Regions from separate parts of the Homo sapiens genome. Here all the other regions are linked to region 3. Evidence: chromatin loops called from intact Hi-C (ENCODE). Cell type or tissue: Caco-2. All regions are shown on one strand.

Evidence for each region. A loop is a pair of places that touch in the nucleus more often than their neighbours do. Peaks named below come from ENCODE experiments on the same cell type or tissue, not always from the same donor. Only the 100,000 strongest peaks of a DNase experiment are listed, where the experiment ranks them.
Region 1: it touches region 3 in a loop (2.4-fold over the local background); 8 of 110 quality-filtered maps call a loop at or near these places.
Region 2: it touches region 3 in a loop (2.3-fold over the local background); 6 of 110 quality-filtered maps call a loop at or near these places.

What each region holds. Positions count from the first base shown.
Region 1 is chr4:159,281,550-159,284,049 of GRCh38, reverse strand. All of the region lies in intron 7 of RAPGEF2 (Rap guanine nucleotide exchange factor 2), which reads right to left. Among named protein-coding and RNA genes, the nearest start is that of MIR3688-1, 150 kb to the right of the region's middle. In Caco-2, no CTCF peak of the experiment used is centred here; no DNase peak of the experiment used is centred here.
Region 2 is chr4:159,314,570-159,317,069 of GRCh38, reverse strand. It overlaps RAPGEF2 (Rap guanine nucleotide exchange factor 2), which reads right to left. Exons shown (of 30, transcript NM_001394067.2): 9 at 2,302-2,479. Among named protein-coding and RNA genes, the nearest start is that of MIR3688-1, 190 kb to the right of the region's middle. RefSeq lists an enhancer at 859-1,153. In Caco-2, a CTCF peak has its summit at 938 (motif pointing right); a DNase peak (open chromatin) is centred at 969.
Region 3 is chr4:159,226,830-159,229,329 of GRCh38, reverse strand. The region is part of intron 4 of RAPGEF2 (Rap guanine nucleotide exchange factor 2); the gene reads right to left. Among named protein-coding and RNA genes, the nearest start is that of MIR3688-1, 99 kb to the right of the region's middle. In Caco-2, no CTCF peak of the experiment used is centred here; a DNase peak (open chromatin) is centred at 1,149; H3K4me3 peaks cover 883 bases.

The DNA.
Region 1 (2,500 bases), 55 kb before region 3:
CACTGTGAAACAGCCTAAAATCAAATGTTACATTTAGCATGTAAGAATTTCAGTGCTAACACCTCTTTTGGCACAGATTCTCAGTTTTTACTGCATGCAAATTTGGGGAGGGGGGTGGAGAATGAACTCATGGCTTAAGAATCTGGCAACTGCTTGAATTTCACTGTAAAGACGCATCATTAAGAAGCTAGGAATCTGAGTCACTTAATATCAGGCTTCAGCTAAATACTTAAATGGTTACATAACACCACTAATTTTTAAGAACAAGAAAGGGTTTTTTTAAAAAAATGTCCTGGCTTTAGGATTTCCTCTTTCTGTTTTTCATACTATAAAAATATCTTGTTTGATCCTTCAATATATTAAAAAACTTATTTGCTTTCTTCTTGAAGAATAAAAGATCTCCACATCTTCATACAGATGCCCATTATTAACCTGACACTCTAAGATGCATCTTTCTTTGGCATTAGATAATTCATTTCTCTCTGATAATGATTCATGTTTATGATATAAGATAAAATATGAGAAATTCCATTGTAATAATTAAAATATCTCTAAAATTCTAGTGAATTCACACATTATCAAATAACTAAACTGAAAACTAAAAACCATGCTTTAAATCCTGGATGCTTCACACCATGCAGATAACACATCTGAACCAATAACAAAAGTTTTCACTCAAGCTTTGACATTTCGACATGTAGTAGATATAACTTAAATTTTGGAAAAGAAATAAAGAACACATTGGAAAATTATTTTTTAAAAATCTTTTAAAGTTCTATATGAATAGTTTCTCAACATTAGCTGTAGTAAAATTAGAAAAAAAAATTCGACGTTTATCATTAACCAAAGGTACTATGTATATCATTAACCAAAGGTATTATCTCTTTTGAGATCAGGGTCACAAACAACTAACATGAATTTGCTTAAGCCTTAAGAGCTTGTTTTCCCAGTATTTTGAAAAGGGTGAGGAGAACCAGATAAAAGAAGATATTATAACTTCCTATAAACACTGTATTTAGAGCAGTAAGAAAGCAAATAACCATGCTCCTCTTACATACTCAACATTAAATTATCTTTCACAAAGAAAAAGGCATTTTTTTTAACAGATACAGCAGTATGTGCAGTTATAGGAAGTATAGAACTCCCACATCCTGGCCTTTACATTCTTCTTCTTAAAAGAACGCAGCATTTATGAGCCCCATAATGACTATTTTAAATCCTTGAATCACATTGCAATAGAAAAACACTGTATAGCATAATGTATAATGGCATATTTAAATACAGCCCCAAATCCCATGCTTCTATAATCTATATTAAGTTGTGAGCAAATAAAGACATTTCTACCTTGATCATTTCTTAAGCAAAGGTTAACCAGAAAGGCAAGCCTTAGGAAGAAATAGAATACATACCATGATGTAGTCTCTTTCGTTAGAAAAGGCAAGAAAAACAGATTTAAATTAAGACTTGGTGTATAAAAGCCGAAAGCATAGAATTTGTATCCACATAATGAACTGATGTCTCCTCTAAAGACGTCAGATTGCTGTTCAGCTAAACTATCTAAAAATACCTCCTTGCAAACACACACACACGAAATGACTACAAAGACAGGTCTTACTAAGCAGCTCGACTTGCACAAAATCACTTAATAAGTGGGAAAAAATTGAAGTACTTAGGGAAAAAATAATAGAAATTTTTCATATCAATTATGATCTTTTATGAGCTATTTTGCAAACCAGCATCAATGTGTAAAGAGTAGTTAATAAAGGATCTTAAATCGTAATTAAGCTAAGATGTCCAACAGAAAATCATGTTCTATGAAGTTAAAATCAAATAAAGAAAAATAAATCTCTGAATCACCATCAACATTCTATTTAAAAATCAAGAAAATGAAAATATCCTAGCTGAAAAAGCAGGAGTCAAATTCATGGATGCCACCGTGTGTCAGGCCATGTGCCAGATATGTAATTCCTGCAAAAACCTATGAAGTATGCATCATTAACAGTATTTGACAGATCAGGAAAAATGGTTCTGAACATTGAAGCAATCTGCCTACTGTCACACAGCTACAGAGAAGAGTTGGGTTCCAACCCACATAGGAATGACTCGAGCATTACAATCTAACAACAATAACTGGCATTCACATAAGCTTTACAGTTTGCAAAAAGATTCTGATGACATGAACTCCAGTTTTCTCATTTAAACCTCAAGTTTTCATCTATAGAATGAGGAGCAGAACCCCATTTTGCTCCTAATATTGTAAGATGACTAAAGAAAATCACACACACAAACACACACAGAGCACTTAATAAAATAATTTTAATTATTACTGTAACTATTAACAATTTTCCTTTTCCTTTTCTTTTTTTTTTTTTTTTTTTGAAATCAAGTTGCACTCTTGTTGCCCAGGCTAGAGTGCAATGGCATGATCTCAGCTCATTGCAACCTCCGCCTCCTGGGTTCAAGCGATTCTCCTGCCTCAGCCTCCCGAGTAGCTGGGGTT
Region 2 (2,500 bases), 88 kb before region 3:
TCAATTCCAACAGATTCAGTTCATTTAATTGCCCTTCAAATATGTATTGGCCCAAGAGTTGGGGGAGTGGTACAACAGACAAGCAAGGCTCAGGCAAGGGTGGCTATGGACCCTGGAAATCTCGTGGAAGGATGACTCTCAACGGAAGTTGCTCTCATTTCCAGTGTTCGAAGAAACAAGGCAGAGTCTGGGAGGCATACTCAAATCCAAAACAATTACTACACAACCAACTCTTGCTATGATGGAAAGGTGGATATAAAGCTACTTAAATTTTTAACCTCTGGGTACACTTAAAGTCATTGCAGCACAATTCATAACAGCAAAGACATGGAATCAACCTAAATTCCCATCAATGATAGAATGGATAAAGAAAATGTGGTAAATATACACCATGGAATACAATACAGCCATAAAAAGAACAAGATCATGTCCTTTGCAGGGACATGGATGGAGTTGGAGGCCATTATCCTTAGCAAACTAACAGAGGAACAGAAAACCAAATACTACATGTTTTTACCTGTAAGTGGGAGCTAAATGATGAGAACACATGAACACACAGAGGGGAACAACACACACTGGGGCCTTTCGGAAGGTTAGAGGGTGGGAGGAGGTGGAAGTTCAGGAAAAATTACCAATGGGTACTGTGGGCAGCAAGCCACCCAGGTGCCGAGGCAAGAGACCGAGGACATGAGCTGTTCCAGTATAATAAAATATAAAACAAGAATAGTTATACTAGATCTAGGTTATAGACATGATTATATATAAAATCATTAATCATTAGTTAGTAGTACTTACTCTTTATTCCAATATTATAATAATCCTCGTTCTATAATCATAACCTAGGAAAAACCAGGCCATACAGAGATAGGAGCTGAGGGGACATAGTGAGGAGTGACCAGAAGACAAGAGTGCGAGCCTTCTGTTACGCCCAGACAGGGCCACCAGAGGGCTCCTTGGTCTAGCAGTAACGTCAGCATCTGGGAAGATGCCCGTTGCCAGGCGGACCATGGTCTAGCGGTAGCCTCAGTGTCATGGAAAAACACCGGCTACTTAGCAGACCGGGAAAGGGAGTCTCCCTTCCCCAGGGGGAGTTTAGAGAAGACTCTGCTCCTCCACCTCTTGTGGAGGGCCTGACATTAGTCAGGCTCGCCCGCAGTTATCCGGAGGCCTAACCATCTCCCTGTGATCCTGTGCTTCAGTGGTCACGCTCCTAGTCCGTCTTCATGTTCCATCCTGTACACCTGGCTCTGCCTTCTAGATCGCAGCAGTAAATTAGTGAAAGTACTAAAAGTCTCTGATATGCAGAAATAATGGCATTAGCTGTCTTTCTCTTTGTCTCCTCTCTCTCTCTGCCTCGGCTGCTAGGCAGGGAAGGGCCCCCTGTCCAGTGGACACGTGACCCAAGTGGCCTTACCTATCATTGGAGATGACTCACACTCCTTATCCTGCCCCTTTGTTTTGTATCCAATAAATACCAGTGCAGCCTGGCATTCGGGGCCACTACCGGTTTCCGCAACTTGGTGGTAGTGGTCCCCGGGCCTAAATGCCTTTTCTTTTATCTCTTTGTCTTGTGTCTTTATTTCTACACTCTCTCGTCTCTGCACATGGGGAGAGACCCACCGACCCTGTGGGGCTGGTCCCTACAGGGTACTAGGCTTAAAACCTGGGTGATGAAATAATCTATACAACAAACCCCCATGACACAGGTTTTCCTATGTAACAGACCTGCACTTGTACTCCTGAACATAAAATAAAAATTAAAAAAAAAAAAGGACAAAAACAGCAAAAGAAAGACAGAAAAAAAGTCTCAACCATCACACAGCCTATATGCCACTAACCTGACATTTTGCTGTCTCCTTCCACCCACTTGCGTCTTCACACAAAACCAGAGTAGAAGCAAATCACTGTGACAATTTTACCAACTGCCTTTATGTTTACATACAGAAAACATGAGCTTAATAAAAACAGTGCTCACGAGAAAATTAATAGAAGTAATACTGCTTGAAAGGCTCATTTTAACTTTTTTTTTTTTTGTCATAAACTAAGCTTAAGAAAGGGTTTATGTGGAAAGGGTTTACTAAGAAGTTTCATTCACATTATTATTTGTAGACTCCTGAAGGTAAGACTGAGTAAACCTGATTTTTTCCAATTTTTGTCCAACAAATACTACTGTTTATACAAAGGAAATTAATAAATTAATGAGTTTTTAAAGCCTACTAGTCTTGGGCTCTATTTCATCAGACAATTTTGCCACTAAATCTTTTTAATTGCTCGTAGATTCATTTTCCTGTTCAAGCTTACCAATGTCATCATCTGTCCGGTCAATTGGGTCCTTCTCTAGGCAGTCTCTCACAATGTCCCTGCTCATCAGAGGATCTGATGCTCTCTCAATGTCTTCTTCATCGTCGTCGTCTTCGGAATCCACTGCTGTTTCTGGCAACCCACTCAGGTCCATATCACCAGCCTCGCTTTCTGTGGCCTTAAGACACACACACAAAAA
Region 3 (2,500 bases):
TTTGTATGGGCCTCCACATTCTTCTTGTACGTCAGAACTACCCAGTGGAATGCAATTCTCAGTATCGGAATGTAAACTTATTCAAGTCAGCCTACACCCAGCAAGGGAATACACAGGAGTCAAGCAGATATACTGGTGGGCAATCCTAATTTACAAAATGATTAAAAACATAATACTCCAATACATCAATTTTTTCACACCCCTGTTTCCAGAAAATGATAGGCAGTTACTACATTTTATTTTCTTCCTTAAAAAAATCTAAGTAACTGACTGGACTGATGTTCCTAAATCAAAACCAATTGATTTGTTTAGGACTTACAAAAAAACAATCACATAACATTGTCTTCAGACAGCAGAGTGGCAATTAAATTAGGGAGGAAAAGCTAACAAGTAACTGCTGATGCCATCAATTCCATTCTCAAAAATTAGTAACATATATAAGAATAAATTTTAATATAAGTATAAAAGGAAAGTGGATTGACTTTCCATAAAATACATGTAATCTTTTCTTAATAAGTTGACTCATTAGTTTAAGAAGCAAAAAAGTAACAGCTATGTTAAAAATCACACACACACATACACCAAGTACATATATAATTTACATGTGTGTGTGTAAATTGCGAACTGCTTCTAAAGCATGGACTTTAACCGGCTTCTATTTCAGAAGTATTGGGAAAACTGAATACACACTATATATCTCTAAATTTCCTTCAAGGCTCACTTACAAACATTCTAACAATCATCACCCCACATAAAATTAACAGAAGTTTGCTCCTCTGCACAGTGAATCTCAACATTTCATCTCTGCTTATAAAAATAGAGTACAAGATAAAAATTATTATACAATACGAAGGCCTTATAGCTGTGCTATTCCCCCGTTCATTCCTCAGTAGTTTGTTGTCTATTTAACAAGCACTAAACATTCGATACTTAAGCTACTAACATTTTAATTCCTTTAAAAAAAATTCTAACCTGCACTGTCTTCAGTATCTTTGAAGAACCACTAACACCAACAGTGCTGTCACCTTCTATAGGAGCTCTTTTCTCTGCAGCACTGAGCACTCCCCATTTCCCCGTGTTTTCTCCCAGTGAGTCCACGCGCGCGGCGTAGCTTGTACAGAGGCCAACATTCCATCTGACGGCTAATTTCCTGCTTCAATGACCCACCCACCTCTCCTGGCTGCAGCTATGTGTTTCGCATGTTGTATGGGCACTCTTTTCGCATACCAGCCTCATGACCTCAGCGGCTGCCTGACAGACACTCTTTATCAATTTCTATTAATTCATTATCTACTCTCTTGTAAGTCGAGGGCAAGTAGGGAAATCTGCAATGTCTGCTCTCCTCTGAGTCTTCAAGGTCAAATGCTTTGTGCTGGCAATACAATTTTGTTATTAAAATTTACCCAAGCTGTACTACAAACTAGTTGCTCTCCGCCAAAGAGATGCTGAACTGTATACCTGGCCTGAGGGATTACCATGGAAAATACTAGAATAAATTTAAATCAAAACAGCATGGGAAAAGGTAAAAGAGGCTGCTTTTGCTGTCATTTTTCCCTTCAAGAGAAAAAAAAGGTGGCTCTTACCTCAGCTGTATTGGGGTGAAGAGAGCAAGCAGTTTTTCTCTCTTGCCACAATCTAAACCAGCAAAGATCAGTGGTGTGATGACTACACTTTGGTAGTGTCTATGTCCTCGTGACCAAACTGCTAGAGAACAGCTCAGCTAAATTAATCTGCTGCTATCAGTCTACACAGTGGCACAAACAGGTCTCTGCTGATCACAGTGCTTTGTACACAGATGGCAGCTGATCAGTTTGTATAAAAGTTATGGTCCATAACAGCTTTTCTTTTCAGCATGTAGACACATGCCCATCCAATATACTTTTGTTAAACGTTCACCATTTCATTGTGCAAAGCTGGCCGTGTATGAGTTGTATAGACAAGGAAGCTTAGCTCTAATATCTTATCTTCAAATGACCTTATTTTTTATAAAATTCATTCAAGAAGCAAAATAAACAATTACATTAAGAAATAACCAAACAGATCTATGTAACATATTAATGAGAAAAATGGCAGATGAATATAATGAATGATTCAGATTGGCCCTAAGCAAGTAAGAACCTGAACTGATCTCAAGAATCAAACAAGATTTCAAGAATCAGAACTAAACATCTGATATTCTTTAAAGCTCTATGTTAATGGCATCAAAACCTAGCCACTAACCTGCCCAAAATTTGGCACATACCACAAGAGAAGTTGAAATGGTAAGTATTTCTTTGTAAGACTGAACCTCAACAAAAATTCAGGTCACTTGAAAAATACTGTATTCATAATTCTTAGAAGTTAAAAGAACACATGTGCAAGAAAGGAAAAGCATAAACTCGTACACATATATAATCTTTTACAAAGATATCAAGTAATAAAATGGCAATTGATTTAATTCATCTGAATTAAATGTGGACTTTTCTCATGAGCCCATACTTGTTCTGTAAGTGAAAGACTG